Linked DNA regions of Mus musculus: region 1 is linked to region 2. The links are chromatin loops, found by intact Hi-C in ENCODE. Cell type or tissue: gastrocnemius. All regions are shown on one strand. Links, peaks and the distances in the headings refer to the core of each region. The heading gives the core; the rest is flanking DNA.

Region 1 (6,571 bases), core at 2,315-4,814, 44 kb before region 2:
CCCGGTTCCAAACTTCTCCTGCCTTCTTCGGACATCTCTTGGTGGCTTGGCCACAGAGTTGACAAAAGCCATCTTTGCTTGTCGTCCTGAGTAGAAATACAAACATCAATATTTACCTTCATACTCAAAGGAACTGCTGCCAATGTGAGGGTCTAGAGCAGTGGTTCTCAACTTTCCTAATGTTGTGACCTTTTAATACAGTTCCTCAGCGGTTAAGAGCACTGACTGCTCTTCCAGAGGTCCTGAGTTCAATTCCCAGCAACCACATGGTGGCTCACAACAACCATCTGTAATGGAACCCAAAGCCCTCTTCTGGTGTGTCTGAAGACAGCAACAATGTACTCATACACAAAAATAAATAAATAAATCTTAAAAAATACAGTTCCTCATGTGTGGTGATCCCCAACTATAAAAGTATTTTACTGTTATTTCCTGACTATAATTTTGCTACTGTTATGAATGGTAATGTAAGTTTATGTGTGTTTTCCAATGGTTCTAGGCAACCCCTGTGAAAGACTTTTTGAACCCCCCAGAAGGAGTCACAACCCATGGCCACTGGTCTAGAGCTTTCTAAGGTTTGCGGGGCCTGTGAACCCGCACTCGGGAGCAGCCTGGACAGAAGGCTCAGCTGCGCTTCCTTACCCTTTGGCTTATTGGCATGAGCAGAGCGGATGTTGTTTGTGAGCAGGCGCAGCCGCTGCTCTCTGGCGTCCTGAAGCCTCAGGTACATCTCCCTCCAGGACTCATACTCTTCTGGCCTTTCTTCCTTAAAGTCTCGGTGACAGTGAACTTTCCACAACTGATCTGTTTCTTCAATTAATACCTGAAACCAGGACCAAGGCATGACTTGTGTACACGCTCTCCTTCCTATCTCCCCTTTACCTACACAGGACCCGATGCCTAATAGTATGGGGGAGGCAGGTTGACTTAGTAGCAGTACCACAATACTAGGAAGAAGGCAAATCACTAAATTAAAAAAAAAAAAAAAAAAAATGCCAGGCAGTGGTGTACGCCTTTACCTTTTAATCCCAGCACTTGGGAGGCAGAGGCAGGTGGATTTCTGAGTTCGAGGCCAGCCTGGTCTACAGAGTGAGTCCCAGGACAGCCAGGACTACTCAGAGAAACCCTGTCTCAAAAAAAAAAAAGGGGGCGGGGGGGGGGGCTGGAGAGATGGCTCAGGGGGTAAGAGCACTGACTGCTCTTCCAAAGGTCATGAGTTCAATTCCCAGCAATGACATGGTGGCTCACAACCATCTGTAATGGGATCTGACGCCCTCTTCTGGTGTGTCTGAAGTCAGCTACAGTGTACTTATGTATAATAATAAAAATAAATCTTAAAAAAAAAAAAAAAGGGGCTGGTGAGGTGGCTCAGTGGGTAAGAGCACCCGACTACTCTTCCAAAGGTCCGGAGTTCAAATCCCAGCAACCACATGGTGGCTCACAACCATCTGTAACAAGATCTGATGCCCTCTTCTGGTGTGTCTGAAGACAGCTACAGTGTACTTACATATAATAAATAAATAAATCTTTAAAAAAAAAAAAAAAAAAAAAAAAGATAGCAGGTAGCAGGGTAGAAGTTGCTCACACCTTTATTCCCAGCACCCAAGAGGCAGAGGAAGGTGGGTTTCTGAGTTTGAGGCTAGCCTGGTCTACACAGTGAGTTCCAGGAGAGCCAGACTCTGTCTTAAAAAAACAAAGCCAAACCCCCCACCCCAAACAATCAAAACAAAGAAGGATCCCAGGAACAGGCACAAAAATGCTTGTTTAAAGGCCCAGACTCGCAAAACAAACATGCCCAGAGCTGTGATTTGCCCTCTGACCTGCCCTTCTGCCACAGCAGATCTAGAGACCAAGCCACCTTTGGAAACAGAGCCGGGGAGGCGCACTGTTCCCACTGAGGACACTCACATGATTGCATTCCTCTATCCGGTAGAGCTGATCAGGTGTGCACCTCTCCAAGACAGGTTCAAGAACAGAATAGGGGACTCCTCCTACTTCAAAGATAGCTGCAGAGAAACCAGAGGTGGGCAGGTGAGTGCTGAATGGCAGCCAAGCTCCCAGTGACAAAGTCCCAGTGGAGCAAAGCGCTTGCGAGGTTGGTAACTCACAGTCAATATTATTCTTAAGCACCCGGATACACTGCTGGTGCAATGTCATCATTTTGGGGAGATAGGCACACTTGGAACCAGAATACACCTGCATCTTAGAATTCATTCTGCGTCCTGTGAACCCAGCTTCTTCTTCTTCCTGGGGTGAAGAGAAAGCTGTAGAAAGAAGAAAGCCAAGTCACAAAAGGTCTACACTACATGGTGAAGAGCTCCCAGACGGCAGCTCACCACTTCTGTAACTCTAGTCCCAAGGGCCCCAACATTGACTCCTCCAGCCTCCTTGGGTACCACACACACTTGGTGAATAGACACAAATGCCAGCAAAACACTAATACAGGCAAAATAAAAATATAATCTTTAATGCTAGCACTTGGGAGGCGGAGACAGGTGAATCTGAGTTTAAAGCCAGCCTCGCCTACAAAGTGAGTTTCAGGCCAGCCAAGGCTATGTAATGAGACCCTGTTTCAAAAAACTAAAAATCAATAAAAAGATGTCCAAAATTACCTTTTCGCTTTGGCTGAAAGGAGGGAATCAACTCAAGGGAAGGAAGGGGCCGGTAGTTGGCATGAATGGCAGGTAAGGGGATGTCTGGCAATGCTGGCAGCACATCAGTAGGGACCTGCAAGAGACACAGTGCAGAGCCCACCCTGTAATCAGCTTTCTCCCCTGCAGTAGTTAACCAAGTCACGAATGACACCATTTACATAAAGAAATAAATGTCAATAGGGCAAAAAATGTCTTGGAAAATTTTGAGGTGCTAAGAAGTAAATGTAGGCTCTCATACCCTCTCAGTGAGCACTGTATACTATACTATACTATACTATACTATACACACGCTTCCTCCCTAGCCCAGAACAAATCTTATCCTGCGCACTATCCACTCTAAGTGCTAGCAAGCTCGAGAATATTAATAATAACAATCAGAACTCAACCAGTCATAGGACAGCAGGACAAGCAGCCTGGCAGGCAGGAAGCAGAGTTACCTTTCGAGGCCTGGTGGGTTCGGCTCCAGCTGGCTGCAACTTCTCTGACTTGTTTTCGTTGACTTTGGGCAATTTCTGAGCTGAGTTCAAGTTTTTACTAGTGCTTTTAGAGTCCTTTTTTTTAAGTCCTTTTTCTCCAAGTGCTGTACTGGACGTTTTCACAACCTTCTTCTTTTTCTTCCGGGGCTGGTCATAGCTGAGGTAGGACTCGAAGGACATCGTGGGCCGCTCAAACTCATCGTCCACATCTGTCTCCTCCGCTTTAGGGTGGAGCGGGCCTGCTGACTTTCCATCTGCGTTAGTTCTTACTTTCCCCTCCTGAGCCTTCAGGTGGTTGGGAACTTTCTCCTTGGCTTTGGGCAATGGGTCTCCTGTCCCTCGTCCTGAGTCCACGCCATCTACACTCTGCTTGTTTTTGTCAGATTTGGCTTTCTCGGAGTCCTTGTGTTTGGGCTTTTTAAAGTGGTTGTCTGAAGCAACATCTAAGGCAGGTGAAAACTTCTTCTTGAGACTGCTGCCTTCTCTGTCCTTGTCTTTCTTAACAACACTAGAGGGCAGCTTCTCCTTGGCACTGTCCCCTGACAGTAGTCTTCGGCTTTCCTCTTTGGAAGAGGCTTTGTGTGACTTCTCTCTGCTCACAGCAGAGATCTTCTCATCCTCTCTGGCATCTGCAGGGTGCTTCTCCTTGTGTGAAGATCTGTGCTGCTTGTGGTGGCTAACAGCCCCTTTTCCTTGTTCACCCAGGTGACTAACCCCTAGTCTGTCCTGAAAGGTATTACTGTGGACTTTTCCTGGCTTCTGGTGTGAGATGATGGGCTCCTGGTCCTCCTCTGGGGACCTGGAGAGGTCTGTATACATTTGATGAGGACTTGAAGGTGGAGGGGATTGAACATGGCCATAGTCAGATGACTCGGGGTCTGAAGAATATGGTGGTGACACTTTGTGACACCTCTTCCTTTCATCTCTCTTCTCGTGACTGTGAGCCACTTTGTGAGGCCTTTCAGGCTCAGAAAGTTTTTTGTGTTTTTTCTGTCTGTGCTCAGGGCTGTAGGACCGGCTACCAGAGGGTTTCCAGCTTTCCTGGTAGTTCCCCTCCAACTCCTCCTCCCTCTGAAGAGCATCTCTGGGACGCTTACGGGAATTGTTCTTCTCAAAATCCTGATCCTCGGCCTCACTATTTCTAAAATAAAAGCAGAAGCAGAAGTAGACCTCAGCATAAATCTCTTAGACAAAGTCACAGACCTCAACCTCAGCCATGGAGGGCACAGTTGGGTCAGGATAATCACAAGTTCAAAGCCATCCTCTGCTACAAAGCAAATTCAAGGCCAATGGGCTACAGAAGACCTGGTCTCACCACAAAACAAAACAAACAACAAAGACCAGGCCACACCTGGCTCACATCTAAAATCCCAGTACCAAGGAGGCTAAAATAGGATTGTTGGGGGAATCAGATGTTCAAGGTCATCGTGTTAATAGCATGTCCAAGGCTAGATTAGAATGAGCCGGTGTGTTAAAAGAAGATATTGAGGGCAGCCTGATGGCTCAACAGATAATTATTGCCATGCAAGCCTGAAAACCTGAGTCCAATCCCATGGTGGCAGAAAAAAAACTGACTCTCCAAACCTATCCTCGGATCTCTGACCACGTGCCCAGCCACCTCCACCCTTAGTATGCTTAGTATGTGAGAGAGCCTGTGCTCAGTCCTCAGCATCAAGCCCCCAACAAAAGAAAACAAAACACACCTAACAAAGTGTTAATGTTCAACATTAAAAAGAATTGTGCCCTGGCATGTCAGCCCCATTTCTTTAATTCCAGCACTCACAAGCATAGGCAGACAGATCTCTTGAGTTCAAGGCCAGCCTGGTCTTGAGTTCCACCATGGCTATAGTGAGAGACCCTGTCTCAAAAACCAAAACCAACCAACCAAAAAGAATTTAAGGGGGCTGGTGAGATGGCTCAGTGGGTAAGAGCACCCGACTGCTCTTCCGAAGGTCCAGAGTTCAAATCCCAGCAACCACATGGTGGCTCACAACCATCTGTAACAAGATCTGACGCCCTCTTCTGGAGTGTCTGAAGATAGCTACAGTGTACTTACATATAATAAATAAATAAATCTTTAAAAAAAAAAAAAAAAAAAAAGAATTTAAGAAAAAAATATTTGCTTGCATTTTTATGTACTTATTCCCACGAGATGCCTGCATCATGGACATGTGGAGGCCAGAGGACAACCTTTAGGGCCAGAGCTCTCCCTTCCCCCACAGGTTGCAAGAAAAATTTTATTCTTTTTGGTTTGGTTTTTGCTTTTTGTTTGGTGTGTGTGGTATGGTTTGTTTTGTTTTTGCTTTTAAGGCGTTTCTTGTCGAAAGGCAGAGAGAGGGAGAAGAGTAGAGAAGCAGAGGCCAGCCATGGCCATGTGGAGAGAGTGGGGAAGGGAATGGGGAGAGAACGGGCAAGCGGGAAGCAAGAGTAAGAGAGACAAACGAGCAAGAACAAGAGGGTAAGAGAGCAAGAAAAATTTATTCTTAATACTTTACCATATATTCTACAATAACTTACAATAACCCTGGGTTGTTTTTGTAATTGAGGTCACATAGTTAATTTGACATGTGAAGCCAAACAAGCAGAGAAGAAATGTTCTTACCGCTCTACTGGAACCAGCTTCTTCCACTGGGCCACCAGGTCTCTGGCAAAGTTTCCTACTTGCTCATGCTTCCGAAAGCTGTTCACTGTTTTCCCTACCCCAGTCTCCTACAAACGTAACACAGGGATTGACTGAATGAGGATTGTGAAACCAAGGGCATGGTTTTCTATAGAGAAAAGCAAGAAACATCCCTCCTAAAATGCCTACGCCTTAGACTAAGTTACTCTGTAGCCTAGACCCAAATGTCTGACACAAAGTAACAAAGCCCACAGGTTTATGTAAGGCCATCAGGACAGCCCAGAGGCACAGAATGAAACAGGAGGGGTGGGGTTTGATCCAGCTCGCTCTCTTGGAGACAGTGAAAGTGCTCATCACAACCCTTAAGGAAGGAATCAGCGGAAAGCAATGGAAATTGGATTTCTTTCTTTCTTTCTTTCTCTCTCTCTCTCTCTCTCTCTCTCTCTCTTTCAAAAAGACAGGGTTCAGTATGTACACCAGGTTGGCCTTGAACTCTGAATCACCTACAAAGGTGCACACAGCCATGCCAGCCTAAAAGTTTTCTAGAATTAGAATCTATGAGTAGTAGATCCCAAAGCCAATATTCTTTTCATGCATTAATTTTTAAAAAATATTTATGCTTCTGTGTGTGTGTGTGTGTGTGTGTGTGTGTGTGTGTGTGTGTGTATAAGTGTACCCCATGTGTGAACAGCTGCCCTCAGAGGCCAACTGGAGTTAACTAAAGGAAGTATCGAGCTGCCTGATATGAATGCTGACAACTGACCTGGGATCCTCTAGAAGATCAGTAAGCACTCAAACCCTCACCTATCTCTCATGTACCC
Region 2 (6,571 bases), core at 1,618-4,117:
CAAAGAGCAGAGAAAATCCCAAGGACAGAAATCCAGGAACAGTCATCTCTGAAACGCCAAGGCACTGTATGTGTGTATATATAGCCCATCTCTGACAATGCAGCAGCCTCCACCCCACCAGCCTCACCTTCAGGCCTTTCTCCAGAATTTCCTCTGCCTTGGCTCCGCGGACTGTGCAGTGAACAGCAATCTTCTCATTTCTCCGGATGCCAAAGGACCTGACAGTGTATCTAGCTGCAGGACGGGGACACAAGAGGCAGGTAATGTCTTATTTCCATTGCACGGCATCTAGCGTGTCAGTCAACATCGTCCACAACACAGAAAACAGAGCTTTCCATCTCTAATTTACCCAGCCATACTAAGAACCTCAAACAGCATGGCCATAGTAACAGACACAGGTTAGCAAGACTGTTACATTCCTTGAGAGAGAAAAATCTCAAATGTAGCCCAGGCTGGCCTTGAACTGGCAGCAATCCTCCTGCTTCAGCCTGGGTAATGGGGTTACAGTTGTGGGCTATCAGGCCCAACCAATGATTATGCTCTAATTGGGAGACTAAAACTGACAAAAGCCAGTGTTTTCAAAATGCTGACTGTGGTCCTAAGAAACAGTATCCAAACCCAATCACAGACCACCCACAACCACACTAGCAACAGACTCCATGTTTCTAGCAAGGTAACTCCTGTCATGTGGCCAAACAAGGGAATCACAATTCATTTTAAGTGAGTTGAGGCAGAGCCAGAAGTTAAGAAGCACTGGTGGGGGGGTGTTGGAAAGATGGCTCAGAGGTTTAACAGGTTCTGAGGACCTACACGGTTGTTCACAACCAACAGAAACGGGATCTGATTCCCTCTTCTGTCATGTGGGCATGCATGCAAACAGAGTACCCATGCACACACACACAAATACAAATAAAAGCATGGATAGGACCTCATGCCAACAGTGTACGGTATTAACCCTGTTCTTAGCTGTCAACCAGGCCCACGACAGCTCACGTTATAAGTCCATTTGCACCCGTGCTCCGGTCAGATGAAGCAAGCTTTCCAGATCCACTCCTCTCTGGTCAGCCCACCGCCACTCACCTTTGGAGAACACCGGGGTCTGGCCTGTGAGCTGCTCCAACACCTTGGCTGCCCGGGTCAGTCTGTCTCCGCTCTCCCCGACGCAGATATTGAGGCAGAGCTTGCGGATGCGCAGTTCCCGCATGGGGTTCTCCTTTTCCCCTTGATCTTGCTGCGAAGAGGGACACAGCCATCAACACCCTCCCGCCCCGTCAGAGACGAGAAACAGCCAAGGTCTTCTCCGCTCTGACTTCTATCGTCCCGGATCCCGCCTAAGCCCTCGGGACCACCAAGGTCTCCGCGTTTGGAAGAGAACGAACACAGAGAGAGAGCCTGAATCCCAAGCGGATCCACGAGTAGGGAACAGACACTAGAGATCGTAGAAAGTATACAATGTAACCCTAATCAAAACTACAGGAAGTACCGGCCTCTGCGCCATGCCGTCCCCCTTCCCAAGCTAGCACGGGTCCTGCGAGTAGGACTCGCAGAAACTCCCCAGCACCACACAAGCTGCAAGTGTCCCCTTGGCCCCGCCGTGGACCTCCGCACGTCGCGCTCGCACTTCCGGCAGCCCCCAGACACTGCGTCTGGGCCCTCGGGGCTGCAGACCTGAGCCCCATTCTTAGGATGGGCGGCGATGCGGCGGGGGTGCCCCACGGCCGCCCAGTCCCGCCGGGCTTAATGCCAACAGCCTCGCGGGCTCCGTCCTCCTCCGGCCACCCGCGAGACAGCCGCCCTGGGCTCCGCCGACTGCGGATGGAGACGGATGAAAGCGAGGCAAAGCCAACTCTCGCCTACTCACCGCCATGGTGGAGAACAGGAAGAGAGAGGGAGACTTCCGGCCCCGTGGCCTTATGGGTCAGGAGGCGGGCTTTTCTTCTAGGCAGACAAACGAGGGGAGAGGGGGAAAGAGAGGCATAGCTGTCGTGGCGCTGCCACCTCTAGTGGACTGTCCTCGAAACTGCAGTCATCTTGGGCAAAAGACTAGGTCGTGGGTTGTCCGATGCTGGTATGTTCTTGAGTCCATGACTCCAAGAACAGTCTCAGAACCTGGTGGTTCTTGAGTGATGTCACTGCCCAAAGTCCATTAAATCAGTTGAGCAAAGGGCTAGAGAGAAGGCTTTACAGTTAAGAACAAAATTCCCGGCATGAACACGGTATTTCAAAACTGGTTGTGCCTCCAGTTCCAGGGAGACAGATCCCTCTTCTGGCATCTACAGGCATCAGGCCATGTGTGCATACAGGCAAAACACCCATATAAATAAAATAATTTTTATAAATAAATAAGCTGAGACGCCAGGCAGTGGTGGCGCACGCCTTCAATCCCAGCACTTGGGAGGCAGAGGCAGGTGGATTTCTGAATTCTGGTCTACAGAGTGAGTTCCAGGACAGCCAAGGTTAGACTGAGAAACCCTGTCTCGAAAAACAAAAACAAAAACAAAAACAAAAAAATCAGCTGAGGCTGGAGAGACAGCGCAGTAGTTAAGAGCACTTGACAGCTCTTCCCAAGGTCCTGAGTTCAATTATCAACAACCACATGGTAGCTCACAGACATCTGTAATGGGATCTGATGCCCTCTTCTGGTATGCAGGTGTACATGCAGATAGAGTACTCATACATAAAATAAGTGCGAAGATAAAAAGAAACCATACAGATTCTAGACCCTTTACTTTGTAACTATGTTAACAAGTATACAAATCAGAGTAGTGGCTTAAATCAGCTGTTCCAGTCTGATGCCCTTGTCTTCCTTCTGAGGACCCCAGGCACACACTTACAAGGACATATGTGCAGGAAAAACTTAAATACAGATAAACTAATAAATAAAAAGTAAATTTTGAAAATAAGAGTCCTGAGCTGTGAATACAGGCAGGTGTGGGTTTGATCCAACTAGCTAGTTACTAATTAAAATTACTTCTGTCTGTTTTCCCCTTGTGTAAAACAGCTACTTCTGTGTCATGGGTTACTGTGTAATTCAGTGAAGTATGTAAGTTGTTACTTTTATAATTAAGTCAAGCCTACAACATCCAAGCAACACCCACCTTCCAAAAGAAGTATTAGACATGGTAGCTAAAAAGAAAAAGGACATCAGAGGTGAGAGAGAGAGAGAGAGAGAGAGAGAGAGAGAGAGAGAGATCTGACAATGGCTTACAGATGCTTCTGAGAAGAGATCATCAGTTACAGACTATAGGACACGCCCCCTTCCAGGGTTACATTGAATCCTCAGAAGCTGAACTCAAGGATGAGGACCACCAAGATCCACATCCCAGGCAGATGCTGGCCTTCCTTGAGTCAGTCAGTTTCTCTAACATGAATGCATGGGCAAAGAAGAACACAGACGCCTTCGGTAGAAAAAGGGCCTGCCCTCTCCTTCCTGCTGCCCCCAGTACCCTTCTCTAACCCACACAGGGAGGCCAGAAGCCCCCCAGCATTTCCAACCTTTCAAACCTACACATAATGAGAATTTCAGTTTGTTTGTTTGTTTGTTTTGTTTTTGGTATTTTTCAAGACAGGGTTTCTCTGTGTAGCCCTGGCTGTCCTGGAACTCACTTTGTAGACCAGGCTGGCCTCGAACTCAGAAATCCGCCTGCCTCTGCCTCCCGAGTGCTGGGATTAAAGGTGTGCACCACCATGACCGACTAGTTTGTTTTTTTAAAGCCCAGTTATGTTATGTGATTATGTTCTTGTTTTGATCCCAGGTGGGGGACATGGGGCTGTTTCAGATTATCCATGCCCAATAACTATGATTTCTTTTATGCTCTAGAAGGGGTGTGATTTTCACAAGCTGTAGATGTTTATGTTTTGAATTCTGGGGACACTTCAGAAAGCTTAAATGCAAGGGGCCCAAGAGGGCCTGTGACAGCTGCTGCTCCCCATGTTGTTGCTCCCCGTTGCTGCTGCAACAGATAATAGAACCCAATAAAGAAGCCAAAAAATCCAGTTATGAGTGACCCCTAACACAGAGCAGAATGAGACACATGGGGCCAGGCGTGGTGGCACTTGCCTTTAATCCCAGCACTTGGGAGGCAGGGGAAGGTGAATTTCCGAGTTTGAGACCAGCCTGGTCTACACAGAGAAACCCTGTCTCAAAAAAAAAATAAAAAAAACCAAAGAGAGAGAGAGAGAGAGAGAGAGAGAGAGAGAGAGAGAAGAGAGAGAAGAGAGAGAGAGAGAGAAGAGAGAGAGAGAGAGAGAGAGAGAGAGAGAGAGAGAGAGAGAGGATTCCTAATGCCATAGGAGAAGTGGTGGCAAGGGAAGAAGAAATGAGAGTTCTGCTTCAGGACATTACCAAAAAGTTTACTGCTGCTGGCTCTGGGTTCTCTCCCACACTGCTCCCAGAGGGGAATTTCTATTTCCTCCTCCTCCTCCTCCTCCTCATCCTCCTCCTCCTCATCCTCCTCCTCTCCTTCTCCTTCTTCTTCATCTTCTCCCTGTATTCTATTTCAAAGAGGATTGGGAGAATGGCTGAGCAATGGGAAAAGTTGTGAGTGGATATGGAGGGATCTGAGAAACAGAAAAAAAAAAAAAAAAAGAATGAAATGGGGAAACCAGAAGGATCATTCTGTTCTCTCATTTTTGAAAGGGTTGCAACATTGCCTGTGCAACTGAAAGGGCTCCAGGTAGAGACAGGAGCTCTTGAAAAGCCAGTAGCACTGGAAAAGGGGGAACAGAAAGACTCAGACCTGGTGACTCACAGCCAGAGCTTCTCATGGGATGAAAGAGGGAAGCCAGCTGGGCATGAAGGCAGAGCCTGGCTCCACCCTGTGCCTTTCACTTCTTTTCACTTCGGGTCTCAAGTCCCCAAAGACCCTGGGTGGAGCAAGGAGCCAGGAGAAGCAGGAGACCATGTTTTAAGAGGAAGGGTTAGTCTTGAGCCAAGTACCCTGCCAGAGGAGGGACCTGGAATTACAAAATCACCACCGGTTTTCTGATTGTAATTGTGCAGCACATGCCTGCTAATGATGCTGATCACGATTATGATGAGATAATGTGGTGCCCTATAGAAATGATAGATCTGAGGCTTTATAAAGATGCTATCCTTTCATGTAGAGTGCATTCCCCTTGTGTTAAATAGTCACCGGACTACCCATAATAGAGTTATTCCCCAAGACTGGAAATGTTTGCTAACAGCCAACCCCAATTAAATGTTTGCCTTTATAAGAGTTGCCTTGGTCATGGTGTCTCTTCACAGCAATAAAATCATAGCTAAGAGAGAAGTTGGTGCAAGGCTGAGGCATTGCTATGATAGGCCTGACCATGCTTTGTTTTGAGGAATATGGATTTTGCGACTTTTGAAAACAGTGGAATGCTTCAAGTGGGGTTTAGTAGGCCATACTAGTAGAAACATGGAAGACCACTGTGGTACTGAGGGTAATTTCAACTGTGGTGGCCTGGCTCAACAGGTTTCAGAGGAGAAGAATTTTAGTATGTGGCATAGAGACTGTTCTTGTGATAATTTGGTGAAGAATATAGCTGCTTTTTGCCCTTGTCTGAATAGTCTACCTGGCTAAATTGAAGAGATTTAGATTAATTGCATTGAGAAAGAAAAATCTCAAAAAAGTCTAAAATAGATTCTGTCCTGTAGTTCACTCTCATAAAGAGTGTTTTGACCAAGTGTAGCAAGCATGGAAAGGAAAAATACAAAATGTATGGCTCAAAGGTTAAAGGATGACGAGGAAGTCAAGTGGAGCTAAATTTTGTGTTCAAGGAGAAAACCAGATTAAAGATATTAAGGTAGTGGTGACCCCAGGGCAGGATCCCACCCAGCTAAGCTTCCATCTTGTGAAAAAGAATTAAAGAAAAGCTTTGGTCCAGGCATGATGGCACATGCCTTTCATCCCAGCATTCAGGAAATAGAGGCAATCAGATCTCTGAGTTCAAGGTCAGCCTGGTCTACAGAGCAAGTTCCAGGTAAAAGAAAAGTTTAGGTACAGGTATGGTGGTACATGCCTTTAATCTCTGCACACATGAGACAGAGACCTGCAGATTCTGAGTTACAGAGCAATTCACATGCCTTTAATCCCAGCACTCGGGAGGCAGAGGCAGGCAGATTTCTGAGTTCGAGGCCAGCCTGGTCTACAAATTGAGTTCCAGGACAGCCAGGGCTATACAGAGAAACCCTGTCTCAAAAAAAGAAAACAAAACAAAAAAACAAAAACAAAAACAAAAACCAACAATAACAAAAACTCAGACTTGTAATAAAAAGAGTATTACTTCCTGTTCCCTGAAGAGAACAATTGAGGGTCAGAAGTGGACTGCGTACCACCCAGCGACTGGCTAAGCACCAAGTCAGAAGATGATAATGAAACCAACTCCTCTGAGCCAAGCCCTAGGCTGCCCACTTCACGAGGGTAGAACTGAGAGGGGCTCCTTCATTAGGACAATGAACTTGACAACACACTTGTCTCTCTGCGACTGCACAGATCTACACCAGACTAGGAGGTCAGCATCAACTCCATCTTTGAGATGGATAAATGAAGTCTCCGATGTCACAGGAACTTCTCTGGAGTTGGGC

Evidence for each region. Peaks named below come from ENCODE experiments on the same cell type or tissue, not always from the same donor. Only the 100,000 strongest peaks of a DNase experiment are listed, where the experiment ranks them.
Region 1: it touches region 2 in a loop (2.3-fold over the local background); 7 of 42 quality-filtered maps call a loop at or near these places.

What each region holds. Positions count from the first base shown.
Region 1 is chr4:136,007,138-136,013,708 of GRCm38, forward strand. Eloa (elongin A) reads right to left here. Exons shown (of 11, transcript NM_013736.4): 3 at 5,733-5,839; 4 at 3,092-4,271; 5 at 2,613-2,727; 6 at 2,109-2,264; 7 at 1,909-2,006; 8 at 643-823; 9 at 1-86. Among named protein-coding and RNA genes, the nearest start is that of Eloa, 11 kb to the right of the region's middle. In gastrocnemius, for the core only: a CTCF peak has its summit at 3,639 (motif pointing right); no DNase peak of the experiment used is centred there.
Region 2 is chr4:136,051,487-136,058,057 of GRCm38, forward strand. Rpl11 (ribosomal protein L11) reads right to left here and starts at 1,907. Exons shown (of 6, transcript NM_025919.3): 1 at 1,862-1,907; 2 at 1,081-1,231; 3 at 128-234. The coding sequence starts at 1,867. In gastrocnemius, for the core only: CTCF peaks have their summits at 2,008 and 2,654 (motif pointing left); a DNase peak (open chromatin) is centred at 1,935; H3K4me3 peaks cover 708 bases; H3K27ac peaks cover 742 bases.